Regions from separate parts of the Homo sapiens genome. Here region 2 is linked to region 1. A link is an interaction called in ENCODE POLR2A ChIA-PET data of the cell type or tissue named here. Cell type or tissue: PC-9. All regions are shown on one strand. Links, peaks and the distances in the headings refer to the core of each region. The heading gives the core; the rest is flanking DNA. Region 1 overlaps LNX2 (ligand of numb-protein X 2). Region 2 holds the start of RASL11A (RAS like family 11 member A).

Region 1 (16,675 bases), core at 4,239-8,238:
AATATTTGCTGAATAAACAAATGAACTATATTATTTAGGGTTGAATGTTGTATAATATACATTTCTACCTGAATTTCAATGTTCTTATTTAAGAGAACAGAGAAAGGTCAGGCTGTTCATCACTATCTGTTCAAATGGCATATAAAAATCATATTACATTTTATAATTTTTTTACATTTATATACTCAGTAATCACTCTTAGCTGTCTGTATCAGGCAAATCACCACCTTTTCCAATCATCCATCTTTTCACTGTATCTTTCATGTTACAGGCCTAAGATACTTTAGAAATGATAAAATTGGTTACTTCAATACTAATAAGCACAGCTGGAAAATGAAACCTTCAACTGGATAAGCCTTTACCAACATGTAAATGAAAAGGCAGTTTGCAATTACCAAGGTTTTTTACATTCTCATTATAAATGGTTTGATAAGAAACACTAGTAATAGTTCAACTGCAAATTAAATTCTTGAATGCATGTTAAAGGAATATTCCTGAAAATCTGTGAAACTGTTATCTTTCAGCTCTCAAAATCATAAATAACTGAACTGACATTTCATTCAGTTCCTCTAACATCTCATAACTGATGTTTAGAAAAGAAGCCTATACACTGAAAAGAACAGTTCTACTGAAAGAAGCAGCCTGAAATATTCTTCAGCCATAACTAGTCCTGACTCAGACTAGTATATTCAAAAGACCAGTGTCAGTTTCCAGGAGGCCTCTGCCATCATGTTCAGATTCTATGCTTGCTGGTTACAGAAGATATAAAAAAATGCAATGCTACATTATTACACGCATTTTCAAAAGTCTGTCTATCCTACTCTATCTTACCTCCTAGTTCTAGACAACACAGTTTAGAGTTAAGCATTCTATAAATCTAAATGTTTCCAACATTTTAATAACATCTTTGTTTTTTTCATTGTTTCTCATGTCTTAACTCTGATGTTTAGAAATAAATATCAACAATATATTGATACAAAATGAATGTGTATTTCATGTGCACATGAATGAAACTTTTGCTACATAGCAGCAGAGAACATGACTTGACCTACGATAGAGTCAACATGGTTTATTAGAATAGTAAACAAGAACAGTAAAGCTTGAGTCTAACTACAGCATTAACTAAATTTTTGTGACTCAGTCTCCTTATTCATAAAATGAGGGGGATTAGATAATCTCCTTCAAGTCTATGATTTTATGTGTGAGTATAATAGCAAGCCATTCTATATCAGACTTACACTCTTACATCTAAGTCCAGTATGATGTAGTATGCATTGTTTTTCACAGCAATCGAGATTACTGCAGATTTATACTGTAAAACTGGCTTAACTTGAAATTAGAAACCAGTATTTATTTCTGCCATTTTATGTGATTCTACACAAATGACGTATACTGTAACTCTTCCTAAGTTAAAGATCAAGTCTTTTAGCAAAATCAAATTATAAAACTCATCAGCTAAATAAATTACTTAACCTTTTAAAAAGCTTTTATGAGAACAGAAATCCCCACTAAATATTTAGTTTTCCAACTCCTAATTCTTGTTCAGTCTAGTCCCTGAACCCAGAATCTTTACAAGATCTTAGCAAATAAAATAATGTATTTATTTCCATATTGCAACAAAATTATCGTTTTTATTGGCTGCATAATATCCCACTGAGTTTATGTGCATAGTATTTTTTAACCCTTCCCTACTTTTAAATAACTGATTCCAATTTACCAAACTATGCACAATGTTGCACTGAACATATTTACATACAATTTTTCCTGCTTTTAGATTATTTCCTTAGGATAATAAACTAGATAAAAGGAGATTTACATTCATATAGTTTTTAAAAACAAACTGCCAAACTGCTTTATAGAAAGAATCTATCATAATATCCTGTCATCTATTTGAATATATCAGTTTCATATTACAGCAGCAGAAATATTAACAGGTATAAAACAGTACTTCCTCACTGTAGTTTTTGTATTCATGTTTTTGATAAATAATGTTAAATACTGTTCCATACAACTTATTTATTGTATCTCTTCTGTACTTGATTCACCCATTTACTTACTAGTGCTCTGGTTTGTTTTGTTTTAATCAAGTTTTTATGTTCATTTGAACCACCTTTTTCCAAAATCTGGAGTTACTTCTTTTATATTTTTTGCTTACCTGTTTTTGAGATGTGCCTCCAGATCACAACGTTGCATTACATCTTTGCACACTGAAGAAAATGGACATAAAACTAATAATTTGTCTAGGAGTTTATGAACTAGAATACTAGACTTCTTGCACAACTTAAAATGAAGTCTTTTCCGGTCCAACGGACAGAAATCTTTCTCTTGTAAAAAGTTTCTGAGGCACTTGTAGCAGAATGTATGTCCACAGGGTGTGTCTAGTGGCTGCAGCAGAGGTTGAAGGCAAATATGGCAGACTAGGTCATCATCCACTTCATTCTGGTAATTGTACAAATGGTTTTCTCTTGTCCAGTGCTGTTGGCCACATTCAAAACACAGGGGGTTTAGAGAAGAGGAGGAGGTCTGTTCCACAGACACCATCTCATCACTTGTTGTTCCCATTTTGAATCAATTCTGTATCCTCATGTGTTAGACTTCCACTTCACGCTTGGTTTCCTTTAACAGACAGTGATGTATCTGACTAAAGTCAAGGTGTGTTTTTCTAGATAAGCAAAACAAACACATTAAAAAAGGTAATTAATATCAATCAAGATAGGTTAAAAGTATCAATGTAATATTACTGGTTAGCTTTTTTTAGTAAAAAATTAAAGGTTGAATCAGGTAATAAATTAGTCATAAAAAAAGAAATTAATTTTCTAGTTGGCTAAGAAGGACTTACACTGCCAAGTTCTTTTTTATTATAAGTTTTAATTGTCTCTTTTGATTTTTTTATTTATTTGCTTTTTGAGTCAGGGTCTTGCTCTGTCACCCAGGCTGGAGTGCAGTGGTGCAATCTCAGCTCACTGCAACCTCTGCCTTCCAGGCTCAAGTGACTCTCCCATCTCAGCCTCCCGAGTAGCTGGTACTACAGGTGCACGCCACCATGTCCTGTTAATTTTTTTGTATTTTTTTGTAGAGACAGGGTTTCCATGGTGGAAAGCCCAGGGTGGTCTTGAACTCCTGGACTCAAGCAATCAGCCCTCCCAAAGTGCTAGGATTACAGGTGTGAGCCACCGTGCCTGGCTCCCACTGTCAAGTTCTTGATAAAAAAACAACTTTTGATGAAAGGTAAAGACACCATAGATTATATAGTGTGACATAAGAAACAATCGATTTGTTTTACTGACTGAAATCCCCAAATATGTCACTGTTCAATGGTAGTTTTAAAGCCAATTAATTGTGCTAATAGTAATGCTGTTTGAGGTATATAATACATTTGCATGTCATCTTAGACATGCTTCTTTGCTTCTGATTGATTTTACACATTTACAGTACAATATCAAAGATTGCGTCTTTGAAATGTAGTCTCAAGGATAATTCAGAATCAACTAACACAGGAACAGAAAACCAAACACCACATGTTCTCACTCATAAGTGGGAGTTGAACAATGAGAAGAAATGGACACAGGGAGGGGAACATCACACACCAGGGCCTGTCAGGGGATGGGGGGCTAGGGGAGGGATAGCATTAGGAGTAACACCTAATGTAGATGATGGGTTGATGGGTGCAGCAAACCACCATGGCACATGTATACCTAATGTAACAAACCTGCACGTTCTACACACGTATCCTGGAACTTAAAGTATAATAATAAAAAATGACCTTTGCTCAGCACTATGGGAAAAATGAATTTCAGCGTATGTATGATTTGAATACTCTCTCCATATGTCACACAGATTATAGAAAGATACATCTGCATAGCGTATATAAATAACAGCGCAAATGCTGCAAAGTACAATACTATTTTATTCCACTAAAAGAAAAAAACCTGCCAAAATTCAATTAAACAGATAAGATATGTTATACATTTCAATTTCACCTCATAGTATTCCATACTTCGATTTGGGCTTGCTTACTCAGAGCAGCAGTGTGTGTGTGTGTGTGTGTGTGTGTGTGTGTGTGTGTGTGTGTGTGTGTGTGTGTGTGTGTGTGTGTGTGTGTGTGTGTGTGTGTGCGCGCGTCCTCTCCAACATACTTATTTTTAAGTTCGATCTGTTGCCCGGCTGGAGTACAGCGGCGTACTTGGCTCACTGCGACCTCTGCCTCCCAGGTTCAAGCGATTCTCCTGCCTCAGCCTCCCGAGCAGCTGGGATTACAGATGCCCGCCACCACACCTGGCTAATTTTTGTAATTTTAGTAGACACGGGGTTTCACCATATTGGCCAGGCGGGTCTCAAACTGCTCACCTCAGGTGATCCACCCACCTTGGCCTCCCAAAGTGCTGATTACAGGTGTAAGCCACCATGCCCGGCCCTCCAATATAACTCTTAGAGCAGCCTCCTCCAGGGTAGCGCGAGCCTAGCCAGGAATGCTCCCCTCATCTAACGGTTTCCATCTTTCTACTGCTGAGGGATCAGGGATTAAATATTCAACTCCAAAGGCAGCAGCTCTGTATTTCTTCTTCTGTAAATATTTACATAAGAAGAGACTCTAGAATGTACCAAACGTTGAACATCGAGACAGAAGAGGTAGGGAGAGGACAGTTAAAGCCCATTATTAAAATTCAATTTAGTAAGTACTCTAAGAAAAGTTATGCACAGGGTGTTACGTGACTATGGAGAGACATGAAAAGAACTGGCATCTAACTCTGGCTTTGTGGCCGGAAATACTTTCAAAAGGGAAAAAAAAACATGGGACTGCTGAGTTGTGACAGGAAGTATCAGCCAGAGAGAAAAAATGGACAAGGGCACCTTGGGTGAAAAAAAGCATCAGCTAAGTTGCAGGGGCTTGAGGGTACACAGCACATTCAGGGAATATGAAGCAGGTAAAACTGTGCAGCAAAGAAAACACACTCAAGGGAGGGGAATTCTAGAACTTAGCGTGCCTGCCACAAGAACCTTAAGAGTAGGATACCATGTTGAGGCTACTAGCATTTCTATTTCAATAACAAAATTCTCCAATCACGTATATGTATTTGCTTATTTATTTAAAGTATTTATTGGAAAAACAACATTAAAGTAGGCCAGATGCAGAGGCTCACTGCTGTAATGCAGTGAGGGAGGAGTTTGGGAGGCTGAGGTGGGAGGACTGCTTGAGTCAGGAGTTCGAGACTAGCCTGGGCAATATGGTAGGACCCTGTCTCTACAGAAAAAAAAAAAAAAAATAGCTGAGCATGGTGGCATGTGCCTGCAGTCCCAGCTACTCAGGAGGCTGAGGTGGGACGATCCCTTGAGCCCAGGAGTGAGGCCAGCCTGGCAACATGGTGAGACCCTGTCTCCACAAAAAATAAGAAAATTAGCCAGGCGCAATGGTGCATGGCTGTAGTCCCAGTTAATTGGGAGGCTGAGGCAGGAGGACTGCTTGAGCCCAGGACTTTGAGGCTGTAGTGAGGCAAGCTTGCACCACTGCACTCCAGCCTGGGCAACAAAGCGAGACCCTGTCTCTAAATAAATAAAAATTTTAAAAGAAAAACATTAATGTTTTAACAGATTTAACAACTGTCATAAATTAGGAGGTGGTGGCATAGGATTCAGGCAGGACAGTTGGCCTCAGATAAATTGTGTTTTTAAGAACTAATAAAATAATACCAGCAAGGCTGGGCACGGTGGCTCACGCCTGTAATCTCAGCACTTTGGGAGGCTGAGGCAGGTAGATCAACTGAGGTCAGGAGTTTGAGACCAGGCTGGCCAACATGGTGAAACCTCATTGCTACTAAAAATATAAAAATTAGCCGGCTATGGTGGTGGGTGGCTGTAGTCCCAACTACTTAGGAGGCTGAGACAGGAGAATCACTTGAGCCTAGGAGGCGGCAGAGGTTACAGTGAGCAGAGATCATGCCACCGCACTCCAGCCTGGGTGACAGGGTGAGACTCGGTCTCAGAAAAAGAAAAAAAAAAAAATGGGCGAGGCACGGTGGCTCACACCTGTAATCCCAGCACTTTGGGAGGCTGAGGCGGGTGGATCACGAGGTCAGGAGATCGAGACCATCCTGGCTAACACAGTGAAACCCCGTCTCTACTATATTTTTAAATCAGCCAGGTGTGGTGGCGGGCGCCTGTAGTCCCAGCTACTCAGGAGGCTGAGGCGGGAGAATGGCATCAACCTGGGAGGCGGAGCTTGCAGTGAGCCAAGATCGCACCACTGCACTGCAGCCTGGGCAACACAGCAAGACTCTGTCTCAAAAAGGAAAAAAATAAAATAAATAAATAAATATATAAAAATAATAAAAAAAAATACTAGCAGCCTGTAATCTAAACTCCTATCAATACCAACATCAAGAAAGCAAACATTTCTCGCATTTTATAATTCATGTTCTTCTCCCTTTGAGCATCGTAACTTTTAACATGTCAGTGCAAGTACATGAGATTAAGGAGAGAAACATCCTGTATCTCAGCCAGACAGACACGTCCAAGCTAGGTATTTTAATACGGAATTTCTGCAGATTCTTGTTTCCTACCCAATAGCAAGAATTACCAATTAGCAAGAATATTCACTTATTTTTTACCCCTCTTTGTGATAGTGTTTATTCTAATTTTTCTCTTCCTCAAGAAAAATACTACAATTCTAGCCTCCCACATGATGACTAAGAAAGTATTTAAGACGATTATATTTTAGCTACTTTCTAAATCTCTAAATAACTTCAGTTCTTTATTTTCATTTTATCAAAAAACTTTTCATGAAGAAAATTAACATGTTCCCATTTAGTAACAGCGGTCTATCTCAAAGGGTCAATATAAAGAATAAGTGTATATATATACACTTATATATATATATATACTTACATACATATATATACTTATATATACATATACTTATATATATAAGGCAGTACATATATCTATATCTATATAATATCTAAGTTCAGATATATATACGTATATATATACACACATACACATATATATTGCTGTATCTGGCAAATCATAGGTGCAATGTAAGTGCTATCTATTATTAAAAATAGAGAATCAAATGTTCACACAGATTTTATTATTTGTGCAAAGCCATATAGCATATAGTTACTTAGTAAGAAAGAAGGAAGATAAACCCATTCCTTCTGGCTTTAAAATAACATGATAGGAAAGATATTCCAGGAAAGCTTTAGAGTATGAGTTTTGGAAGGAGAAAGGCATCCTGACCTCACTTCTCTAAGCCCCAATCCCACCCCTCTTCTCCCAGCTCAGGCAGATCTTTCTCTTTCTGCTTTGTGTGCAAGCTGGCTGTACTGCCTCACACTACTCTCACACTGGGGTCCCTCACTGAACTATCAGCTCTAAGAGTGAGCCTCCCACAGGGGAGGAGCTCAATAAATGTTGAATGACCAACTGGGTGACAATAATGCTTTCTTTCAGCAAGTTTAGGTGAACAAAACTACATCTATGTATACAGGAGGACATGCCCATGTTCATATATGTTTGAGTTCAGATATTATATATCTGTGAGCAGTGTGAAATACTAAAGTACAGGTTAAATAATAGTCTCAAACATTTCCTAAAATATAAAGATAAAATGTAGCATAATGTGCATCTTTTCTAACTGTATAATCTATTTAACAGTATTGCTGGAATAGTAAAGAGAAGGAAGCTGTTAGCTTGGGCGGGATTATTACAACACATTTAAAATAATATCTTGAAAAACAGCCAGTGCAATAGGAAGGGAGTTTACTACCTAATTCCAGTTAAGATTAACATGCTTGATCTTCCTGGTTTAAGGGATAAGAATATCCACAAAGACTCTCAGAAAGAACTATGGTTTTCCACCATCGGTTTGCATACTCCAAAACTATGTATTATTCAGTTCATTTCTCTCGATGTTACTCCTGACTCAGATTTAAAGGGTCTTCACTGGCCCTAACCTAAGAGATCCAGCCCAGGGAAAAAGACGATGAGCTAAGAGTTACCACTGAAGGTTAGACAGGAAGCATCTGTGGTTCCCTTAACTCATCGGTACCAGGGGTCTAAGAATACCCTACCTCTCAAGTCCCCCTGGCCCATCCTTCTCATTCCTTAGCTTCAGCTCAAATTCTGCCTCCTCCTACTCTTGAGCGCTCCCCCCCTTCCCTTCTGCTCCTGCTGCCCTTTACACATATTTTCCCTTCAGCAATTCCTACAGTGCATGTTTGCTCATCTGCCTCCCCTCCTCTTTGAGGGTAAAAATAGCCTTTTTAATCTTTTGTATTCCCACTTCTTAAGACATATTAGGCATTTAAAAAAGATTGTTCTCAGGCTCATACATGATCCTGAAATGCAAAAAGGGTCCTGATATGTATAACTATATTCATATATGAGGAAATATTGTGCATTTGTGGCACTTCAAAGGAATCAACATATGAACCCAGCCCGTTAATTTACAAATGCACAAAGAATAAGGTAATACTCCCTTTAATCTACAAAGGGGTAAGGGAAAAAAGTTTCCTTACTTGGTATCAACACAGGAAAATTTTCTCATGGTATATGTCACATATCAGCTTTGATAGCTGCTTCTGTATAAAGCAGTGCTGTCGCCAGGCGCGGTGGCTCACGCCTGTAATCCCAGCACTTTGGGAGGCCAAGGCGGGCAGATCACAAGGTCAGGAGATCAAGACCATCCTGGCTAACACAGTGAAACCCCATCTCTACTAAAAATACAAAAAATTAGCCGGGCATGGTGGCGAGTGCCTGTAGTCCCAGCTTCTCAGGAGGCTGAGGCAGAAGAATGGCGTGAGCCCTGGAGGCAGAGCTTGCAGTAAGCCGAGATGGCGCCACTTCACTCCAGTCTGGGCAAGAGTGCGAGACTCTTGTCACAAAAAAAAAAAAAAAAAAAAAAAAAAAAAGCAGTGCTGTCAAACTTGTTTGACTTCAGAACCCTTTTATCCACTCTGGACAAGTTTGGCAGTTTCCTTAAAAAATTCATGCAACTACCATATAATCCAGCAACTATACCTTTAAGCATTTATCCCAGAGAGGTGAAAACTTACATTCACACAAAAACTTGTGCACGAATGTTTCTAGCAACTTTTATTTGTAGTAGCCAGAAACTACAAAACAACTCAGATGTACTTCCACTGATGAATGGGTAAACAAATTGTGGCACATCTATACCACAGAGTTTTACTCAGCGATAAAAAGGAATGAACTATTAACCTCTATGAACAACAACCTCTATGAATCTCCAGAAGATTATGAGCGAAAAAAGCCAATGCTAAAAAGCTGCATACTGTATTGTTCCATGCATATAACATTCTTGAAATGACAAAATTATAGAAATGGATTAGAGGTTGCCAAGGATCAAGAAGGGTTAGGGGCAAATAATAGGGCAACACAAGGGGTTATGTGACAACGGAAATTGTATCAATGCCAATATCCTGGTTATGATACTGTACTATAGTTCTGCAAAATGCTACTATTGGGGGGAACTGGATAAAGGGTACATGGGATCTCTCTGTATTATTTCTTCTTACAACTGTATATGAATCTACAATTATCACAAAATAAAAAGTTTAATTAAAAAATTACTGAAGCTCCCAAACAGCTTTTATCTGTCTGTATTCATTATGTTAGTAATGAAAATTCAAATATCCATGTTAATAAAAAAAACAAACCCAGTAGATTAACATTTTTATGGAAAATAACTTTTTTCAAAGTAAAAAACATAGAAGAAATATATTATTTTACATGTTTGTTAATCTGGAGTCTCATATATGTTTCTGTTTTTAATCTGTCATGAGCTCACATGTGAGGTCTGGAAAATTCTACTAGACACTTGTGCCAAAAAGAGTGAGAAAGGCATTGTGAAAACAGTTTTGACCCTGTGGATTCAATGAAAGAAAAGGGGGTAAATGACTGATATACAGCATCGAAGAGTTCTAAAACCCTTCTTTCACAAGAAGTACCGGTCAATAACCAACAATCCTTTTGGAAAAGCAAAAACTAAAAATGGAAAAATGCTTGATTGAGCCTTGCTATAGGAGTCTGTCTTTCCCGGAATAAAGTTCTTTCCCCAGAGCCTCTTCCTACTGGAAGAAGCATATCTGGATATTTAGCTGCATAGAAATATTTACCGTATCATATGGGAGCTTCACATAAATTTTATTCTATAAACTACTGGCTATAACTATAATCTACTGGCTTTGCTTAAATAGTAATTAATCACATACACACACAGAGGGAGTTTGAATTTATCTCTAAAACACGATTCTGTATCTGTTTATATATAATAAAACACTTATTGGTATATTTACCTTTTAGTCTCAGTATTTGTTCATTTTTATTTTTTGATAACTTTAATCTTTTAAATATTCTATATAAGGGAGGTCAAATTGTGGCTAATAGAAAATTTAAAATTTTAAACCCCCTTCACCTTTAGTTCTCCTAATTTTGAAATTCTCCTAAACCATGATGAAAAAGGTTTTTTTAGTGCAAAGTGATCAAGGCAAAAACCAAACTGGGTTACCTGCCTGATTCCTACACTGAAGACAGTTATACTAAAGTTATACTTTCAAAGGTTACTCTAAATCATGTTACCTTAATTTGGAAACAGAATTTACATAAAATTATTTCAAAAAGGAAATATATTAAATATCATGCTAAACCTTTCCAGTAACATCTAGGTGAACCTCTGCCAATAAGACCGCTGTGGAAAGAACTTTGCTCCAACAAGAAAGACTTCTCCAGCACCTCCAACACGTGGGCTTTCTTCATTAACAGCAGTCTTCACCAGCCAGCTGAGTTGGGGCAATTTTTATTTTTTTGAGACGGAGTCTCGCTCTGTCACCCAGGCTGGAGTGCAGTAGCATGATCTCGGCTCACTGCAAGCTCCGCCTCCCGGGTTCATGCCATTCTCCTGCCTCGGCCTCCCCAGTAGCTGGGATTACAGGCGCCCACCACCACCCCCGGCTAATTTTTTTGTATTTTTAGTAGAGACGGGGTTTCACCATGTTAGCCAGGTTTCACATGTTAGCCAAAAGTGCTATTTAGGAGATGCTGCTGCATCTATGGTTGGTTTTTTATTTTTATTTTTATTATTTATTTATTTATTTTTTGAGTCTCACCCTGTTGCCCAGGCTGGAATGCAGTGGTGCAATCTCGGCTCACTGCAAACTCTGCTCACTGCAACCTCTGCCTCCTGAGCAGCTGGGATTACAGGCACATGCCACCATGCGTGGCTAATTTTTATATTTTTAGTAGAGATGGGTTTTCGCTATGTTGGTCAGGCTGGTCTCGAACCCCTGACCTCAAGTGATCTGCCCGCCTCGGCCTCCCACGGCCTCCGAAAGTGCTGGGGTTACAGGCGTCAGCCACCATCCCCAGCCCGGTTTTTTTTTTTAAGGCAAGCACAGGTAAATGTTAGCAGCATAGATGGCTTTAGTACTAACCCAGATGTTAGTAAATAGGTGGTTTTAGATAGCAGATTTTGCCCCAGAGCCAATCTTATACTTTTTCATAAAAAATATCTAAAGCTACAGAAGAAACTTGTCAGTCCTATTTTCTCCAATAAATGCAAAAGAATCGGGTGGATACTGCTATTCTGTGATCAACCTATGCAATAAGGTAAAGGAAATAGAACTAAAATAATATCATGGTGATATTACTAATAAAGATTCCCAGGCTTCATTATCTTAACTAAGAACAAGATATAAGAAATTTAAATGTTGCAGCTTTCAAAGCTAATCAGTGACACCAATAATTTAAAAAGCATATTTAGGATGTTCAATTTGCTCTACTTATAACTTTATATATGTATTATAAAGTGTATATATACATATATATGTGTGTGTGTATATATATGTGTGTGTACACACACACATATACATATATACCATCAGATTAAGAATAACTTTGGGTCAGACCTTGAAGAGCCATATTTGTGCTTTCTCAAGGCCAGACTAAATAGACAATGGCCTCAGGGGCAGGGACCAGAGCCTTGTTGGCCTTGATGTTTACACAGAATGATTCCCATGTGCTGACACAATGTCTTCTAATTTACTTAAGTTACAGTTCTAACACTGAGAAAACTTAAAAGAAAGAAAATACATTGTAATTCATTACAGATTCATATATATCAAATATCCCTGCAAAATACAAATGCATAATGTTACATGATTCAAATATTAATAAAATATTTGCACTGTAAAGCCAGAACTATAAAGAGGCTGTACTATATGAAGCCCCTAGGATGATCAACAATGCACCTCCAATTATATTAGTTTCCTGTGTTTCCAAAACGGATTCAAACAAAATCCCAGGTTTCACATGTTAAGTTGCTATTACCTGCCTTTCTGACATCTCCACTAGGGAGTGAACTTTCACAAACCAACTATATTGAAAAGCAAACTAATTATTCTTTTCCCTAACCTCAAATCTGACCTCCCATTCTTTTTCCTGTCTGTTCGTCCATCCATCTAGGATTTATTGAGAATCTCCTATGTGCCAGACACTACTGTTCCAGGGTTAGGAGTTGAGCACTGAACAGACAAAAATCCCTGCCCTTGTGAAGTTAACAGGGGGAGAGGGTGGAGGATAGACAACATATAAGAAGAAATGAAATGCAGTATTTTAGACGCTGAAAAGTTTTACAGAGCAAAGGAAAGCAAGGCAGGGAAGTCACAGTACTGGGAGGACAGCTATTTTAAACAGCATGATCAAGGAAGAACTCACTGAGAAGGTGGCATTTGAATTTAAAACCAAAAAGAAGTAACTAGAAAGCCATGCAGGTATCTGGTGTAAAAATGTCTGTTACAGGCAAATGAAACAATAAGTACAATGGCCTTGAGGCGAGAATGTCCCTGGTGTGTTCAATGAACAGTAAGGAGGCCAGCATAGATAAAATGAGGAAAGTTCAGAGAAGACATCAGAATGGTTACTGGGCTAACTAAATCTTGTAGGGCCTAAAAAACTTTGGTTTTTACTCTGAGTCAGATTTTAACAGATCATTGGCTGCTATGTTGAAAATAATCTGAAGGGCTCAAAGGCAGAAGCAATTAAAAGCCTACTGAAATATTCTGAGCCACAGATGATGGTAGATTGAACATGATGAACATAGTTGAGATAGAGAGAAATTACTCAATTTTAGATATATTCTGAAGGTAGAACCAATACAGTTTGCTGATTAATAAAATGTGTTCATGGGCTGATGGGAGGGGGGAAAGTCAAGGATGACACCAAGATTTTTGATCTGAGCAACTGGAAAGATGGGGTTAGCATAACTGAGATGCACAAGTCTGTAAGAGAGCAGGTTTAATGGGTATGCTCAAGCTGGAATATGTAAAATTTGGACTGCCTGTTAGATTTCTAAGAAGAGACACTGAATAGACAGTTGCACACACAAGTCCAGTTCAAAGACAAGGAATGGGAAGATGATATAAATTAGGAAACACTGGTGTAAAGATGGTATGGAAAGCCATCAGATTGGAAAAGATCACTAAAAGTGTAGATGAGTGTAAGCAGCAAAGAGAAGGGCTGATTCAGGACTCCACCTTGGCACCTTTCTGGGGGACGAAGAGGACCAGGCAGAGGAGGAGTGTCCACTGTGATTGGACGAAAATTAAGAGAGAATTGTACAGAGAAAGCAGATAAAGAAAAGTGTTCCGAGGAAGAAGAAATAATCAACTGTGTCAAATCCTGTAAGCAAGTAAAATAAGATTAGGACTGAGAATTAAGCACTGGATTTAGCAGCATGAATTCATTGGTGACCTTGATAGAGTTTTGGTGGAGACAGCAGAAGCCTCCTGGAATGAGTTCAAGTGAGAATTGGAAGGAAGGAGTTAAGAGCATAGACAATTCTTTTGAGAAAATATGCTAAATGAAAAGGGGAAATTTGTATCTTGGTAGGAAGTGAAACAATCAGAGGTGATAGCATTCCACCCCATTAACAAAACATTTTTCACCCCCATGTTTACAGGTTTATGATTTGCATCTGTCTACATCCTTTCTTCTTTTGCCATATCTCTCCCTCTCCTTTCTAAAAGCTAGTTTCTCCTCCACCTGGGTTCATCCCTTTGGAAGCCTTTGTCATTTATCTCATCTTCTTCCAATCTCTTTCTCCCCATCACGTACAAAAACATTCATGTCTTATCAACTTTAAAAATAAAAACAAATCATTCTTCTACAATGGTTACCCTTTCCCTCACCTCCATTTCATCTCCAATAGTTTTGAAAAATACCATGCTGCAGTTGTCAACTCCTTACCTAAAAGGGCTTCTACCTCCATCAGCCACAGAGACTAGTTTCACTGTGGTTATGAATGTCTAACTGCTAAACCTAATGCCAGTCTCAGACCCTCATACTACTTTATCTCTCTTCAATATCACTAACGTCTCTCTCCTTGAAACTCTTTGCTGGCTGAAACTTTTTTTTTTTTTTTTTTTTTGAGATGAAGTTTCACTCTTGTTGCTCAGGCTGGAGTGCAATGGTGCAATCCTGGCTCACTGCAACCTCCGCCTCCTGGGTTCAAGCGATTCTCCTGCCTCAGCCTCCTGTGTAGCTGGGATTACAGGCGCCCACCACCACGCCTGGTTTTTGTGTGTGTGTGTGTGTGTGTTCTTTTTTTTTTTTTTTTTAAGTAGGGACAAGGTTTCACCTTGTTGGTCAGGCTGGTTTCAAACTCCTGACCTCAAGCGATCTGCCTGCCTCTGCCTCCCAAAGTGCTGGGATTACAGGTGTGAGCCACCACGCCCAGTCTGCTGGCTGAAATTATACCATTCTTGTTCTTGTTCTCATCCTATCACTCTTTTGTAACAGCTGTCCAATTACTTCCTTTATACAAACCCCAAAAAAGTCAAACTGTTGGACCAAAGTGAAAGGAAGACTTCTGATTTACATTATAAAACTGCCCTCCAAAATGGTGAACAAAATTTGGACTCCTACTAGCAATGTATAAATATACTAACTTTTTCAAAATTGTTCTAAGCCTAGTCAATTTTCTTTTAATATTTATAAATTTTATAGTTGAAAATATTTCATTGTTCTTTTAATTTGCATCTTTTTTAGTCCAGCTAAATTAAACATATGATTATTATCCTTAGTTATCTTGTGAAGTGTCTGTTTATAACCTTAGCCCCAGTTTTTTCTTATTGAATTGTACTGTTTTTCTTATCAATTGATTTGAACTCAACATATTAAGACAGCAACCCTTTATCACATTATTATAATCACCTCTCCCAAGCCTCCTGTTTGCCTTTTAGTTGTCTACCAGCATAAAGATGCTGTCAATTTTCATGTAATTGAATACACTCACTTTTCCCTTTGAGAGTTCTTCCACCACTCTTATCTTCTTCTTCATAATGAGATAAAGATTTGCCTCTATTTTCTTCATTTGTATAGTTCATTTGTATAATAAAATTTTTTTTATTATCACTTTATTCTGGTTAGTATGCAGTATGAGAATAGATCTAACTTTATTTTTCTCCCAGTTGTTACAGTATATCTGCCTCACACTTGTGTTCAAAAACTAGGTCTTTATTCCCCTCTAAATGATCCGCTTCCTCAAGGCACGCCTATATTCCCAGTATCACATAATTAGAACCAGAGGATCCTCCCGTTTCTCTTTCTCACTCCCTGCCTCATTTTCCATACCTAGGCACCAAGTTCCCCTCGATTCCACCTCCAGAATGTGGCCTCCCCTTTCTTCCATTCCCACCACCTCTCTCAGTTATTTGTTGCACCTACTCTTTTAGCAAACGCAGAAGGTTTTCCCGTCTTTTTTCTGTCCTACCTTCCGTCACAACACTAGTATCCAAAAAGCCATGATACTATTTTCCCTGCCTGAATACTCTTCTGTGGTCCCCAACTGCTTCTACAAAATTAAAGCCAAATTATTCAACCTTGCAATTAAACCTTCCCAGATCTGACTCTAGTTTCACTTTCTGACACAATTCTACACATTTGTGCTTTGGCCACACCAAATTATTTACAACTTCCTGACCACAGCATCCTCTTTCCTGCCTGGAATGTCCTTTCCTACCTTGGGTATCTGCAGAACCCCCATCCATTTAGTGGTCAGCTCAAGTAAACACTCTGCTGTGAAGCTCTACCCAATCCACCCAAACACAAGCTCTCACTATGTCCCTTCCACTGCCACTTATCACAGTTATCATGCACCTCACTGCAGTGGTTTGCAATCACTTGTTTGCATGTGTCTTCCCTACAGACTGAACAGCCATTAGAAGGCAGAAACCAAGTCTTAGTTGTTCATCTCTATACCCCCATGCCTGACATGAGTATGTGGTTAATAATAAACCTGAGGAAAGGGAATATGAATGAACAAATGTGTCAACTTTTACCTGCCTTACCAATCCTACCAATTTTGTCTCTAGAATTCTTATTCCCACGACCTCTGCTCTAATTCAGATTCCTACTACTTCCTGATAATCTTCTAATTGCCTCTAATTTCACTTCCTCATCACAAAAGGTGATCTCTTAACAAATAACTAAGATTCTATCATATCTGTCTCTATGTCCACCTGTAAACCCGAAAACCCTGTGTCCTAGCCAGCTGTCACTTCAAACCATTCATCTAAACCATTCAAATCTCTCTGTTTCCAATATTTGTTAGTCTGTCTCTTGTACCTGGATATTATCTTCTACTTTTCAGTTTCTCTGC
Region 2 (16,675 bases), core at 53-4,052, 330 kb before region 1:
CTGAAGGACATGAGGTAGCTTATTGTGCAACAAATTACTCAGAAAATGGCGAGGTATTATATATGAAATACTTGTACTGGTTTGAAGATAGTCCTTCTAAATCATCAAGGAAGAAATAAAATATTTTTTTTTTGAGACAGTCTTGCTCTGTCAACCTGGCTGGAGTGCAATGGTGTGATCTCGGCTCACTGCAACATCTGCCTCCTGGGTTCAAGCAATTCTGCCTCAGCCTGCTGAGTAGCTGGGATTATAGGCGCGTGCCACCACGCCTGGCTAATTTTTGTATCTTTAGTAGAGACAGGGTTTCACCATGTTTATAAGTCTGGTCTCAAACTCCTGACCTCGTGATCCACCTGCCTTGGCCTCCCAAAGTGCTGGGATTACAGGTGTGAGCTACTGTGCCAGGACAAATAAAACATACAAAAATAAGTGGGATGTCATCTATTGCGTAACAGTTAAGCTCAGGATCCAGAGTTTGCTTTTGAATCCTTAAAAAAAAAAAAAAGATTGTTTAAAGCATCCATTCTTTGTGTGTTATATACTAGCTTGGAATTGCTTTGACCATGCATGGAACAGGACTCAAAATAATAGTGGTAATAGCATTTGTCTTAGGCCGTTGTCTTGCTGTAACAATATACCACAGACCTGGGTAAGCAGTAGAAGCTTATGTGGTGGTTCTGGAGGCTCTGATGTCCCAAGGTAAAGGTGCTGGCAGGTTCGGTGTCTTGTGAAGGTTTGGCCTTAACTTACCTCTTGATAACTGCCACAATGGGAGTTCCTTTTTTTTTTTAATTGAATGTTTTATTTTGAGATAATTGCAGATTTACATGGAGTTACAAATAATAGAGATCCCTTGTACACTGTATACTGTTTGTCGATGATAACATCTTACAAAGCTGTAGTGCAGTTTCACAATCAAGATATTGATAATAGGCGGCCATGGTGGCTCATGCCTGTAATCCCAGCACTTTGCGAGGCCGAGGTGGGTGGATCACTTGAGGTCAGGAGTTTGAGACCAGCCTGGCCAACATGGTGAAACCCGTCTGTATTTAAATACAAAAATGAGCCTGCCATCGTGAGCACCTGTAATCCCAGCTGCTCTGGAGGCTGAGGCAAGAGAATCATTTGAACCTGGGAGGCAGATATTGCAGTGAGCCGAGATTATGCCACTGCACTCCAGCTTGGGGAACAGAGTGACTCCATCTTAAGAAAAAAGTGATAAGCATAAAGTCAATATGTAGAACAGTTCTAACGCCACAAGATACCTCATGTTGCCTTACGTAGTCAGACCACCTCTATCTCCCCTCATCCCCACTGATCCCTAGCAAGCACCAAGCTAGCCTTCATTTCTTTGTCATTTCAAGAATGGGAATGACCAGGAATCATGTAAGTTAGATGTGACCCTTTGCCTTTTTTGACTTTTTTGCCTTTTTCGGATGCATCTTTCTCTGAAGGTGCATCCAAGTTGTTTCGTGTATTGTGTGTATTTCTATTGCTCAGTACAATTCACGGTATGAACGTATCACAGTTTGTTTAGTCATTGACCTGCTAAAAGACATTTGGGTTATTACCAGTTGTTAGCTGTTGTTTTTAAGGCTGTTAGGAGAATTCATGTACAGGTTTTTGTGTGAATGTAAGTTTTCGTTTCTCTGGGATAAATGTCCAAGAGTGCAGTTGCTGGGTCTTAACGGTAGTTCCATGTTTAGGTTTCTGAGAAACTGCTAAACTGTTTTCCAGAGAGTTTTCTACCATTTTACGTTTCTACCAGCAGTGCATGACTGATGGCAATTTCTTTGCAACAATGGGGATTAAGTTTCATCATGAATTTTGGAGAGGACATATTAAAACAGTACCATTCAATTGGAAACCTTTACTTAGCAAACATGGGTCCTTGAAATGTATCCTCACTAATCTTACTGACTGTAAGTCCATTTCATCCCCTAATTGATTTTATCTAACCTTTGAGATTCTACACAGTCAGTCTTGTTGCTACCTACTTGGGGTGTATTTGCTGTGTAAGGCAAAGACCTAGTAATATTTACTAAATGCTATGAAAGATCAGGCACAGTGGCTCACACCTGTAATCCCAACACTTTGGGAGGCTGAGGTGGGAGGATCACGAGTCCAGGAGGTCAAGGCTACAGTCTGCTGTGATTGTGTCACCGCACTACAGCCTGGGTGACAGAGCAAGACCCTGTCTCAAAAAAAACCATTTTTTAGTGTGAATGGAGAAAAGTCTAGTTGGTGGTCTTGAGTTTTTTCTAATGAAGCGAGATGGGTGGTATGTACAGCTTTGGGATCCCTCACACCTGGATATGAATCTCTGAATAACTGCCCCTAAGGATTCACATTCTAGTAGTGGAGAGTTGCATGTAAACATAATTATCACATTAGTCCTGTGTATTTTCCAATCATAGTTCATGGCTCAACAATGCATCTAGTTGAAGTCCTCACAGCCTGTCCCTTTAGTCACACTTGCCTTCTTCCCTTCATTAAAGCAGCTTCCAGAGTCCACACTTACTCATTCTGTTAATACATAGCAAATTGACCAATATGACTAAGTTTTCTTACGTGGAAGGAGATAATAAAAGTGCCCCTAAAAGGGTGATTTTTGAGAATTAGATGGGAATACTTACAAAGCACATCATGATGTTACAGTGAATATTCAGTTACGACCAACTTTTGTTTCATATTCTGTTGCTAATTGAGAATTTTGCGTTGTTTCTTTACAAATGCGTGCCAGGAGTATTTTGGATGTCCAAAATTAAGTCATTGCCTTCCAGTGAATCTAGAATTTACTAATATTTAGGTTTTAAGAGTATATGTGGCCTCCTTTTGTTGGGGGAGGGGGTGTGGTATGTTTCCCTGTTTACCATTTATCTGCTTCAGAGAGCATCCATAAAATTGAGCTCTATTAATGAATTGGTATTATATGCCTAACAACATTTGTTGACCACTTGATCTGTTTCATCTTCCTGGCTGCTTTGAGATGTGGGGACTACCATGTTTTATGAATAAGATAAAAGACTCAAGAAGGGAGAATAACTCACCAGTGGTTACACTGCCAGAAAGTGGCAGAGTTGGGACTTGAACCCATGATCCTCTTATGCCAAAGAGTTACTCTGTTTGCTGTGCTGTTTGACTACCAAGTGGATCCCAGAAGACTCCAATAAGTTAGTGTGTGGGTGGGTGGGTGGTGGGTACCAGATAGTGTCTGGAAGACCACATTATTTTTTGTAACAGCTTTGTTGAGGTATGATTGATAACAAAGAACTGCACCTTCAGTGTGTACAGTTTGATGAGTTTAGACAATTGGATGAGTGTGCAAACACGTGATACCGTCATGTATGTGACCCTTTGTAATCTGGTTTCTGCTTGTTTTCCCTTTCACTTCCTGTTACTGCCTTCCTACTTTATGCTTTAGATATTAGGGAAATAGGTTTTTTCAAGTTCTTTGCACATGCACTTGCCTTTGCCTGAAACATTTAGGCTTTCCTTTGGTCACTTGATGAGTTCCTGCTTGTCCTTTAGCACTCACCCTGTATTATCTCATAGATGATACCTTCCCTGATGGAAGTATTTTAAGGAGAGGAATGAAGAAAGCTCTTGGAATCGGAGAAGAGAGATACTTCTGGTTGTAATAAAATCCCCCACATCTTTGTTCCCATGACAGATGTGTTTGCTTCTGTTACAGTGTTTTTAACTTGTAAGGTTCTGTCTTCCCCACTACACCTGAGTTTAGGGACTGTCTCTTACTAAATTTTGCACTCTTCATGCCTGGAAAATAGTAAGCATTCAATAAATGCCCTTCAAATTAACGAGAGGATAATGAGAAAAAGACTGCTCTTTAAAAAAAAAAAAGGATAGATATGTCTGTGTTCAATCTTTACAAAACTATAGTGTTTTCTGAATTTTGAGGACTTGTAACCATTTTGCATATGAATATGTAGGATTGTTAAACCTCCCATGTAACGTGCAAAGATCAGGAGACCTTAAACATTCTTTTGTTCATTCTCCAACAAGTCATGTTACCTTCACTTTTTGTTGCCTCATCAGTAAAGTGGTATCACCTACCTGAGTATAAGGGGTTGGATAAAATGATTCCTATAGGCCCTTGGTGCATTTAGGTCTATGATTTCATATTTTAACACAACCAGATGAAATAAGTAAATTGTGACTTGTCAACAAGGAAATGAGGATATGAGGTGTCAATTCAGAGGGGCTGATGAAGTTGGGCATGAGAGAAAACGATGACATGCCGAATTGACTTAGGGGAACTACTATCCTTAGCACAGATATTCAGAAAATGAACTCTTCCTATTTGATGTACAGCATAGCAATTTTTAAAACAATCAGTGGCAATACTATGAATATACATAAAATTTTAGTATTTTGGATTAATCTTCAAAAATAGATTTTCTCGCACAATACTGGGTTGAAGAATATGTGTTTTTCAAATTATTGATTCACTGATGAATTGATTTACCAAAGGGTTATACCAGTTTGCACTCCACCTTCCAGGGAACATGCTTGTCTCACAGCATTCTCATCAGCATTGATTATTTTAATTTAATCTTTGCTACTTTGGTGAGAGAAAATACTTATTATTGAGTTTGGCTTCAGTTAGCTTCTGGAACCCTCTCCTGGTTTCCTTTTACCTGATCTGCAGTCTTTGCTGGTTCTGTCTTTCTGACCTCCAAATATTGAAGTACCTTTATACTTCAGGTGAGATTTAGCCTCATGGCTTTGAATACCATTTATATTCTGATGATTATCATGGCCTACAAAACCCTACATTATCTGTACTATAGCTACCTTTGCGACCTAGTCTTGTACCACTTCCTGCCCCAAAGTCAGATCCAATTTCATGAGCCTTCTCGCTGTGCCTTTAATATGCCAAGTGCATTCGTGCCTGAGGGCTTTTGTAAGTAAGTTGAAGTACAAAATATGAAGGAATGCTTTTGAAGGAGCGTGTTATGCTATGAAGGAATGCATTTCCTTCATCCTTCCCCATGATTTGTCCCCTTTAGTCAGCCTCTGCTCGAATTTTATCAAGATCTCAATATCCTATACAGACTTTATTCATTTTCTATATTATAAGTTATAGTACTTATCATTACACAATATATGTTTTGTTTAGTCGTCTGAGTTTTTATCAACTTGTATCTATAGATCTTTATCAAGGGGAATTTTTTTTCTTTCACAGTGTCTCCCTCGTCACCCAGGCTGGAGTGCAGTGACACGATCAAGGCTCACTGCAGCCTCGAATACCTGGGCTCGAGTGATCCTCTTGCTTCAGCCTCCTGAGTAGCTGGGACTATAGGAGCATGCCACCACGCCCGGCTAATTTTTGTGTTTTAGTGGAGATGGGGTTTCGCCATATTGCCCAGACTTAATCTTGAACACCTGGGCTCAAGTGATCTGCCCACCTCGGCCTTCCAAAGTGTTGGGATTTATAGGCGTGAGCCAGCGCACCTGGCCAGTAAGGGGATGTTTACTGGTACCTACTCTACTGTGGAATGAAGGGAAAAAAGACACATCATAAAGCCTTATTAAGGAGGTGACAGTATAGGAGGAACAGTAAGACCTAAATCCCTTCATAAAACAAGGTATCAAGGAGGGTAAAAGAGGAAAGAGTTGGTATTGACAGGGCTCTTGCCTCTGCCCTCTTGTTTCACTGATTATCCTGGTCTATGCAGTGGCGTGATCTTGGCTCACTGCAACCTCCGCCTCCTGGGTTCAAGAAATTCTGCCTCAGCCTCCCGAGTAGCTGGGATTACAGGTGCCCTCCATCACACCCAGCTAATTTTTTTGTATTTTTAGTAGAGATGGGGTTTTGCCATGTTGGCCAGACTGGTCTCGAACTCCTGACCTCAGGTGATCTGCTCGCCTCGGCCTCCCAGAGTTTTGGAATTACAGGCGTGAGCCACCACGCCCAGCCCAACTTGCTGCTTTTTTGACTTCAGCCTGCAGGCTTGCAAAAACCAGCAAATAAACCAAGCAGCCCTTCCTGTTGTGCCTTCCTCCTCCCTTTCATAGCTAAATTTCCTGGTCGCCCACTGCAAATCTGGCTTCCGCCTCCACCACTGATGAAACTGTACTCTTAAAGGTTACGAAAAGCTTGCTAATTAACAAATGTAGATACTTTTTTCCAATTTAATTTTATCCACATAATAATTGACACAGCCAACAAATGCTTTCTCTTGCAGAGGGTTCTGCCATCATACTTTACTGTTTCTTCTCCCTATCTGACCCCCTTCTAGCCTCATTCTGGCCCCTCCTAGATGTTCCACATTTGTCTCTCTCTCCTTTATAAATTATTCCTGGGTTATCTAAGCCAGAGGTTCTTAAAGTATGATCTCCCAGCTGGCAGCATCAGCATCATCTGAGATCTTGTTAAAAATGCAGACCTGGCCAGGGCGCGGTGGCTTACGCCTGTAATCCAGCACTTTGGGAGGCTGAGGTGGGCGGATCACGAGGTCGGGAGATCGAGACCATCCTGGCTAACACAGTGAAACCCCGTCTCTACTAAAAAATACAAAAAATTAGCCGGGTGTGGTGGCAGGCGCCTGTAGTCCCAGCTACTCGGGAGGCTGAGGCAGGAGAATGGCGTGAACCCGGGAGGCGGAGCTTGCAGCGAGCCAAGATTGTGCCACTGCACTCCAGCCTGGGCGACAGAGCGAGACTCCGTCTCAAAAAAAAAAAAAAAAAAAAAATGCAGACTTGCCCAAGACCCTCCAAATCTGAAATACTGGGGATGGGGCCCAGCACTCTATTTAACAAGCTCTCTGAGTGAATAAGATGCATGCTCAATTTTGAGAACCACTGGTCTACGTCTTTAGCCTTCTCTGATACTTGAGGCTCAGTTGCAGAGCTCACATTCTCTGAAGCCCCATATCTGTAGTTCCATCTTCCTCTTGGGCAGCTCCATCTGGATGTCCTGCAGATTAGGTTTTATAAGTGGGGAGATAATTAAATTGGAACCTCCGAACTTTGAGTAATGTGTGTGTGTGCTGATTACATGTCTGCCTTGAAATGCAGGTCCTGAGCAACCACCACAGATTGTGAATTTATAAATTAACCTCTTACTGTCCAATTTCCCTTCTTACACTTGTCAGTGAAAATGAAGAAAAATATCCTAACTATAAATTTTTTCACCCTATTTTTAAGTAATAGCCATGATTGTAAGTGAGGCTGTGTGGTTCCTTGAACTTTGAACTGAAGTCTGTTCTGATCTAGCCAGGTATTTTCTAAGGCCTTCTATTTTTATTCAGTTGAAACCAGTCCCAAAGGGTTAGATAAAATATATCACACTGTTTTTTGAAGTTTTCTTCTGAATGTTGTGGCAGAAACACACACTCAGGTTCTTGTCTCTTCCATATTCCCACTCCTGTAGTAGCATTTTCTCTGTACTAGGATGGAAAATTTGCTAAAATATAAAGAATTGCTAAAATATGAACAAGGTAGGTTTATCTTACTCTTTTTTTGTGCACAAGACAAAGGATTTAAAACTGGGTTGGATTTATTTGGAATGAGTGTTTATAGCATGTTTCTTCACCCCAGCTCCACTTAGAAAAAAATTGATAGCAAAAATCCTTCTCCACAGAATCTGTTCGACCAGTTGCTAGGTTATGAATAATAACAGTGAGGCAGCAGCTGCAGCTGCTGTTGCTGAGGTGGAAAATGTGCACAGAGGAGTGAATAAGCAGCCGAGGCTCTGCACTGTGATTCTTTTCAAACAGCCGTGTGTGGCGAGGAGCTGCTGACAGGCCACCACACAAAGCCACTAATGGAAGAGGCACACAAATGCTGTCGTACACACTTCTCCAGCAAGACTTGGATTTATGGAAATCATTTGGGTTGGAAAATAAATGGGGTACTCTTTACTGTCTCTGTAAAATGAGATGATGGCTTAGCTCAAGTGAAGATGATTGGATTTTTTTGGTTCCACCTAAGAAGGAAGAGAGGTTCAGATTAAATTAATTGCTCATGGGAGATGAGTAAGTAAACAGTTTTAAGATCTTTGAGGTCAGAGACCATATCATTTTGTTTTGTTTTTATTTTTTGAGACAGGGTCACCCAGGCTGGAGTGCAGTGGCACAATCACAGTTCACTGCAGCCTTGAACTCCTGGGCTCAAGGGTTCCTCTCACCTCGGTCTCCCAAAATGCTGGGATTACAGGCATGAGTCACCACACCAGGCCCATATCCTATTATTTGTAAGCTCCTAGTACTCATACTGTTGTATGTACAGTCTGCTCTTTGTGTCTGTATCTGTGAGTTCTGCATCCATGAACTCAACCAAGCTGGGATGGAAAATATTGGGACAAAAAATTGCATCTGTTCTGAACATGTACAAACTTTTTGCTTGTCATTCCCTAAGCAATACAGTATAACTATTTACATAGCATTTACATTGTATTAGGTATTATAAGTAATCTAGAGATGATTTAAAGTAGGAAGGAAGGGCCGGGCGCAGTGGCTCACGCCCATCGTCCCAGCACTTTGGGAGGCCAAGGTGGGTGGATCATTTGAGGTCAGGAGTTCGAGAGCAGCCTGGCCAACATGGTGAGACCCAGTCTCTACTAAAAATACAAAAATTAGCCGGGTATGGTGGCACACGCCTATAATCCCAGCTACCCAGGAGGCTGAGGCGGGAGAATTGCTCGAACCCGGGAGGTGGAGGTTGCAGTGAGCCGAGATCACACCACTGCAGTCCAGTCTGAGCAACAGAGTGAGACTCCATCTCAAAAAATAAAGTAGGAAGGATGTGCATAGGTTATATGAAAATACAACACTCTTTTTATATCAGGGACTTAAGCATCCCTGGATTTTGGTATTCTCAGTGTGTCCTGGAACTAAAGCCCTACAGATAACCCGAGAAACAACTGTAGAAGGAGCTCTTCTCCTCAAGAAATGATTAATGGCTTTCCATAGCCTCTGGATAAACTTTTTAGCATGCCATTCACAGTCTGGCCCCCAGCCTTTTGGGTCACTTACCACACCCTTCTCACTGTTGAGACTACTCAGAATTCCTCACACTTGTCATGTACCTCCATGATTTTGCGCATGCTGTTCCCTCAATTTGACAGGCCTTCGCCCTCCCCTGGTTTCCACCGATCACACCTGACTCACCTGCAGCCCAGCTCATGCTGAAGCTTTCCCTGATACTTGGATCAGACCTAACTCTCCCTGTGGCAGCTCTGTTGGAGTTTGCATCCTGACCTGCTCTGGCCTTCCATTACCAACACAGTGTTCTACAACCTGCTTTCTTTATTTTGTATTTTTTTTTTGAATTTTGAATTTTTTGAGGCAGGGTCTTGTTCTGGCCCACGCTGGAGTGCAGTGGTATGATCACAGCTCACTGCATCCTTGATTTGGGCTCAAGCAATTTTCCCACCACATCATCTTGAGTACCTGGGACAACAGGCATGCACCACCATGCCTGGCGAATTTTTCTTTCCCCTCTGCTCCCCTCCCCTCCCCTCCCTTCCCCTTTCCTTCCTCCCTCCCTCCCTCCCTTCCTTCCTCCCCTCCCCTCCCTCCCTCCTTCTTTTCTTTTATTTCCTTCTTTTTTCTTTTTTTGTAGAGACAGGGTTGAACACTGGCTTCAAGCAATCCTCCTGCCTTGGCCTCCCAAAGTGCTGGATTACAGGTGGGAGCCACAGTGCCCGGCTCTGCACCCTGCCCTCCATACCCGTGGAATGTGCCAAGATTAAAACTCAGAGGGCTTGAGGCCTGCACCACTATATGGCTCTGTGACTGGATAAGTTACTCAATTTGTCTAAACCACAATTTAGAGGATATTCTTTACCTGTTTCACAGGATTAATTAAAAATTAAGATAATATTTGAGAATTTTCTTGGTAAACTCAACAGTAATTTATAAATGATAGTGAATTTGATAAATTTCTTCACTACAGGGATGTCTGTGAAGGCAGGCAGGAGTGTGTTATACTTTGCTGTCTTAGTAAATGTTCGCTGCTCTTTATGTTCTGCGCAAGCACTTATCACAGAGCCTCACAGAGTCAATTTTCAGTAATTGTGCCTGCTGAGTTGAAGTAAAATAGGGAGCTGGTAGAGGGCAGAGCCATGATTCCTGTTTAGGGAGAGCACCTCAAAGGCAGGGGCTCTGAGGCTCCGGTAAACTCAATAGTCAAGGACTTAGGATATACAGGAGAGGGAGTTGATGTTGGGTTATGGCTGGGGTGGGGGAGTTGTTTGTGAACAAGAGGAGGACCCTTGGCAAAATTTTGCCTGATGACTAGAATTCAAGCTTTTATTTGACTGGGAAAGAGTTAATAACTTCCCAAGTGTGCTATTATTTGCATATTACCAAACTCTGGCCTTTATGCTCATTCTAAACACCCACAGATTTGTATATCTGTATCCATGCCTACGCATTTCTATTATCTTTTTAAAACCACTTCAGCACGCCTGTTATATTGGTTGCACCATAGTTTTACATAACTCTGGACACAAATTTAAAAGGAAATGGCAGAACACAAGCAGCAACAATTTAGGCAAGGCTATTTATAATTCTACAGTTCAGTCACTTACTGTCTTCACTAGAAGGTCATGGATTATTTTGTATATTTATAAATGCAAAGAGCTTTTCCAAGGAGAATGAAATAACATGTTGAGCTCTTCTGAGCAAAGGTGCAATGTAAATGCAAAGTGGAACATAATTATCACTGGGCAGAGAACAGTCTTAGGAATCTTCCTTATTGGCTGACCTTAAGCTACAATGGTCTTATTCCAGACTGGGAATGTAAAACAGAGAAGGAGGTGAGGAGAGACAGAGATACTCAGCATTCCACCAAGAAAGGACTCTTTTCCCTTGAAAGTGCTGGATTTTCACTCCAGGAAGGTGAATAGGGTTTATGGCAGATCTCCTTGGCAGTCATTCTCTCTGTGAGTTCTTGATTTTGGATGGGGGTGGTGGTATGTCCAGCTAGAGGGAGGAATCATGATTGTCTAAACTAGTCATGGCCATCCCAGTCTTCTTTGCTAGATACTTGAGTAATCTCTTTCCCAGTTTCTCTGTTCTGGCCAGTGAGATGTAAGAGAGAGTCTGCTGAGTTCTTGTGAGAACTGCTTTATTTCATAAAGAGAACAACTAAGAGAGTACTTCCTTCCCTTCCTGTTTGGGTAAGGACTTGATGCTGCAGGAGCCACCCTGCATCCATAAAGGAGAAGTCAAAAGGAATCAGAGACAACAGCCCAGACCCCCATCACGGAGCTGCACGTGACCCTGGAACTTAACAGCTTCCAGTTGTTCCCTAGACAGTCATTGTCTTTATGGTGCCTTTTCCCCCATCAGGGAGGAAGGTGCCTTGCTTCAAGTCTTTTCAATTAAACTGCAGTTTAACAGAGAAAATTGCCTTATGAACAGTCAAAAGTCAGTACAACTTAAATATGGCAGTTTATCTCAGGACATCTCCCAGCACACGTCTTCCTGAGAGCAAGCTGCTCTCAAAACCAAGGCAATGGGAAAATGGTCAGAAACATGACTTCTGTATTTTCCAGTTCATACACTGAAGACAGCATTCATTCATTCATTTGGAAAGTCAGCCAGTGAACAAACATTTATTAAGGACCTTGCCAGTCCCAGGTGCCACTATGTGCTGGGTACTAGAGTCACAAGCTAGAGTCCCTGTCCTCCTGGAGACAGACATGAAACAAATATTCCACCAGAAAGTAATGATAGTTGAGATCAGTGCCCTGAGAGTGAGTAACTGCAAGATAGGGGTGGGGACAGTGGCAGTGATCAGAGACGGCTTCTCCAAGGGAGGAACATGTAAACTGAAGTCACCATCTAGTCTAGATTAGTTTACTTCAGGATTATTCAGAATTCTGCAGATAAGAAATGAGGCCGGGCGCGGTGGCTCACGCCTGTAATCCCAGCACTTTGGGAGGCCGAGGCGGGCGGATCACGAGGTCAGGAGATCGAGACCATCCCGGCTAAAACGGTGAAACCCCGTCTCTACTAAAAATACAAAAAATTAGCCGGGCGTAGTGGCGGGCGCCTGTAGTCCCAGCTACTTGGGAGGCTGAGGCAGGAGAATGGCGTGAACCCGGGAGGCGGAGCTTGCAGTGAGCCGAGATTGCGCCACTGCACTCCAGCCTGGGCGACAGAGCGAGACTCCGTCTCAAAAAAAAAAAAAAAAAAAGAAATGAGAGCAGTAGGGATACAGAGGGAGACACCAAGAAATATAGGAGGAGAAATGATGGAACTTGGCGATTAATCAATGTGGAAGTGAGAGAGTGGGTAGAGTCAAGGATGTCTCCCAGGCTTGGGCCACTGGGTGGATGGAGACACATTCATTAGCATGGTCAATTACAAAAATGGACCCCATTCTCCATCACTCTCTGCTTCCTTGCCCTTTCACACGTGACTTTTCTGCTGTTTCCACAAAGGGGCGGAGTGTATTTCCCTACTCCTTGAATATGGGCTGGCCCCATGACTTGCTTTGGCCAACAGAATGCAGCAGAAGGGATGGGTTCCTTCTCAAGGCCTAGGTCTCAAGAGGCCTTATCCATTTCCACCCACTCTCTTGGAACTCTGCTCAGCTACCATGAAGGCAGGCCCTGGCCAACGTGCTGAATGAGAAGAGACATGTAACTCAGTCACTACCCTCCCTCATCACAGCCAACAGCTGCCAGACATGAGTAAGGCTATCCAAGGGCAGCCAGCCCCCACTTCCAGAACCTGGAAGCTCCCTGCAGATGCATCAAAGGGCTCAACAACTGTAAGTGATTGTTGTTCTAAGCCATCTAGTTTGGTGTGGCTTGTCATGCAGCAAAAACTGGTACAACCAGGGTAGAGAAAGGTATGAATTAGGGTGGGGCTGTCTAATAGGCGATTAGGCAAGTGAGGCTGGAACACAGGAGGTCAGAGGCATGAAGGTCTTCTAACTGTTCAAGGTTAAAGTCCTGAGGCTTCTGCTGTGCTATTTCTGGTGGGCTCCAGAAATCCAAGAACCAGTCTATAGCTCTGTGTCCTGTTCCTCACACTGCCCCCCACCCCACCCTAGACCCCACCATGCACCTAGAAGTAAATATTTGGATACTGAAGCAAATGCATGACTCAAGCACATAGGATAGTATTAATGATGGACACTTAGTGCAGGGCCAGGGCCCCCAGCCAGTGGAGTGCTCATGAGTGTTCAGGAATGAGCCAGTGCAACCCCTGCCTGCAGAGGAGGGGCTGGGCATGGATACTGAGATGCTAACCATCACTGCCCCTAAGGGGACTTCATCTATCCCTAGCAAGGTCACAGTGACTGCAGTTGCCTCCACTGATACTAATTCAGAGCTCTTGCCCCCCGCCCCCCGCCCTTTTCCCATATTAATGTTACCCCTTAGCATCTTTTCTTTTCTTTCTTTTTTTTTTTTTTTTGAGACGGAGTTTCGCTCTTGTGGTCCAGGCTGGAGTGCAGTGGTGCCATCTCGGCTCACTGCAACCTCCGCCTCCCTAGTTCAAGCGATTCTGCTGCCTCAGCCTCCCGAGTAGTTGGGATTACAGGCGCCCACCACCACGCCCCGCTAATTTTTGTATTTTTAGTAGAGACAGCGTTTCGCCATGTTGGCCAGGCTGGTCTTGAACTCCTGACCGCAGATGATCTTGCCCACCTGGGCCTCCCAAAGTGCTGGGATTACAGGCGTAAGCCACCGCGCCCAGCCCCTTAGCACCTTTTAAAAATAAAAAGGGCAGCGTTTTACAGCAATCTGTCCCATTGTTGCAGAAACATCCAACTGATTGCACTTTTTCTTCTTCTCTCGTCAACTCGTAACTCCTATCTCAAGTTCACCCACAGGTCTAGTGACTCCGGCTGGCTGCTGCGGGGCGAGGAGACTCGCAGAATGCCTGACTAGAGGCCACTCGCGCGCTCTGGACGGTGGCCGTATCTCCAGGGTCTGAGCCCCGGAGCCGCAGTCCTGCCGCAGAGCGCCTGGAGCCGCGAGCAGCTAGCAGCCCGGCGAAGCGCACAGCCTCGGCGATAGTCAGCTCCGCGGCCTCTGCTCCCGCCCCTCCCGGCCGCTCCGGGAAGGGGCGGAGACGAGGAGGAGCTGGGACGGCCGCCGCGCTCCCGGGCGCACCAAGCCCTTTAAAAGCCGCGGGCCTTGACAGTTCTGCAGGCAGCCGCCGCGGTCCCGGACCTCTAGTCCCGCACTCCCAGCTGGCGAGCCGGCTCCGGGTGCGGCGAGGCCCAGCCCTCTCGGATTGCGCGCCGGACCCCGGGACGCGCTCCATGCGGCCGCTCAGCATGTCCGGGCACTTTCTGCTCGCACCCATCCCCGAGTCCTCCTCGGACTACCTACTGCCCAAGGACATCAAACTGGCGGTGCTGGGCGCCGGCCGCGTGGGCAAGAGCGGTGAGTGCGGCGGGGACCCCCGGGCGGCTTCGCTCCCCGGCTCCGGCCGCGACCACTGGGGGCGCTGCGGAGAGAGGGCGCCTCGGCCGAAGCAGAGGGCGCGGGTGCAGGTAGAATCGGGCTGCTTTCGCGCTGGGTGGGTCCCGGTCCGTCCCGGCCTGCTTCCCTGGCGTTTCCTGGTGCATCTACTCCTGGGATCTCGGCGGGATTGGCGCCTGTTCGGGGATGGGGTGCGGGAGAGGTGTCCCGCCAGTCGTACTCGCGGCCAAGCCCGCGGCACCACGGCTTTGCGGAGCCTCTGGAAGCGAGCAGTGCCCACGGTTCTGCACCCTTCACTCCCCCCAGTTTGTCCGAGGTGCCTGGGTTTGACAGGCTTGTTCTACTCCTTCGGTTGATTTTCCTATTTCCTTTTCAGCAATGATCGTGCGCTTCCTGACCAAGAGATTCATTGGAGACTATGAACCGAATACAGGTGAGAATACTTTCACGCTCCCTGCTTTTATGCTTGCGTGTTTCTTTTTACGGATGGGAGTTTGAGAATTAAAAAGCAAACTCTACTTCATTCTCCAGGCAAGCTGTATTCACGGCTGGTCTATGTCGAGGGGGACCAGCTCTCCCTGCAGATCCAGGATACTCCCGGGGGCGTCCAGGTAAGAACCGCCAGGGGCAAACAGCTCACCCCCACCCGTGAGACCACCCCAGTGGGCACAGCACGTAGGGCGCCCATGCTGGGCGCAGGGGTCTGAGCAAGGCATCTAAACCGACCTGTGCGTTTAGAGGGAGGAATGGGCTGTCCACAGGTGGGGCCAGTGGTTGGGGTGTTAGAAACTCTCTAAGGGGGAGGCATGGTTAGAAGCAGCCTCCTCTTGTTAAGCACCTGACTTAACTTCACTTTGCAACCCTGGTGGGCCATCACTACTTAAGCAGGTCTCACCATTTCTTCCGGAGGTAGCCATGGAACCATTAACAAAGAAAAAAACGTTTAAAACAAAACAAAACAAAACAAAAAAAGAGGTAGGATTCTGATGGGAGAGACTCTTCTCCCCTGGCAAGCTCTGCTTTTTTTGAGACGGAGTTTCACTCTTGCCCAGGCTGGAGTGCAGTGGCTGGATCTCAGCTCACTGCAACTTCCGCCTCCTAGGTTCCAGCGATTCTCCTCGATTCTCCTGCTTCAGTCTCCCGAGTAGCTGGGACTACAGGCACCCGCCGGAACTCCCAGCTATTTATCTATTTATTTATTTATTAGTAGAGATGGGGTTTCACTATGTTGGCCAGGCTGGTCTCGAACTCCTGACCTCAAGTGATCCGCCCACCTCGGCCTCCCAAAGTGGTGGGATTATAGGCATGAGCCACAGCGCCCGGCCCAAGCACTGCTGAACTGCTGCTGTTAATGGCTGTTCCCTCAAGTCAGTAATTGCAATCAGATAACCCCTTGGCAGAGGGTCTAGAATGTAACTTGTTTATTAACCAGTTACTAATTGCTACTCCGTTCTCCAGAGGAAAGGTCTTGTGGAAGAACCCTAAGAAAGGAATTTCTTTCTGTAACATTCTTAAGAAGTGCATGTTAAAAATGTTTTTATGAGTTTGGGAATAGATATTTATCTTGGCTTATTTTCAAAGTTTTGTTTATTATGAGTTAGTGTTTCCTAAAACTTGAGCCATTCTGGTTTGAGGTCATTCTTCAGTCAGCCATGGTTCACCAGAGACTGCCTGACAAGCAAGGGGTTTAAAAATAATGCAGGGATAACAGCTAATAAAGTAACTCAGGCAGGGAGTTTGCCTGGGAATCTGTTCTTTCCATATCAAAAGCCTGCTTCTGCAGAAGCTGGGTGGAAACTGAAAACTGTATTTAGAGATTTCTTTTTCAAGTGTTTCTTCAAGGGTTGCCTTGATGTTGTTTTGAGTTTATCTCCCACTGAGGGTTTCCTTGACTGGATCTCATTTTGATGTTTTCTCAGATCCAAGACAGCCTCCCCCAGGTCGTCGATTCCCTGTCCAAATGCGTGCAGTGGGCCGAGGGTTTTCTGCTGGTCTATTCCATCACAGACTATGACAGCTACTTGTCCATCCGACCCCTTTATCAGCACATCCGGAAGGTCCACCCTGACTCTAAAGCCCCTGTCATCATCGTGGGCAACAAGGGGGACCTTTTGCATGCCCGGCAGGTGCAGACACAGGACGGTATTCAGCTAGCCAATGAGCTGGGCAGCCTGTTCCTTGAAATTTCCACTAGCGAAAACTACGAAGATGTCTGTGATGTGTTTCAGCATCTCTGCAAAGAAGTGAGCAAGATGCACG

Evidence for each region. Peaks named below come from ENCODE experiments on the same cell type or tissue, not always from the same donor. Only the 100,000 strongest peaks of a DNase experiment are listed, where the experiment ranks them.
Region 2: POLR2A ChIA-PET joins it to region 1 with 9 read pairs; 3 of 35 experiments call an interaction of 5 or more read pairs at or near these places.

What each region holds. Positions count from the first base shown.
Region 1 is chr13:27,579,142-27,595,816 of GRCh38, forward strand. It overlaps LNX2 (ligand of numb-protein X 2), which reads right to left. Exons shown (of 10, transcript NM_153371.4): 2 at 2,156-2,662. The coding sequence starts at 2,562. Among named protein-coding and RNA genes, the nearest start is that of LNX2, 33 kb to the right of the region's middle. In PC-9, for the core only: no CTCF peak of the experiment used is centred there; no DNase peak of the experiment used is centred there.
Region 2 is chr13:27,256,692-27,273,366 of GRCh38, forward strand. It overlaps RASL11A (RAS like family 11 member A), which reads left to right and starts at 14,139. Exons shown (of 4, transcript NM_206827.2): 1 at 14,139-14,377; 2 at 14,793-14,849; 3 at 14,948-15,027; 4 at 16,336-16,675. The coding sequence starts at 14,254. RefSeq lists an enhancer at 13,601-14,101 and silencers at 14,050-14,269, 14,310-14,539. In PC-9, for the core only: no CTCF peak of the experiment used is centred there; no DNase peak of the experiment used is centred there; H3K27ac peaks cover 1,109 bases.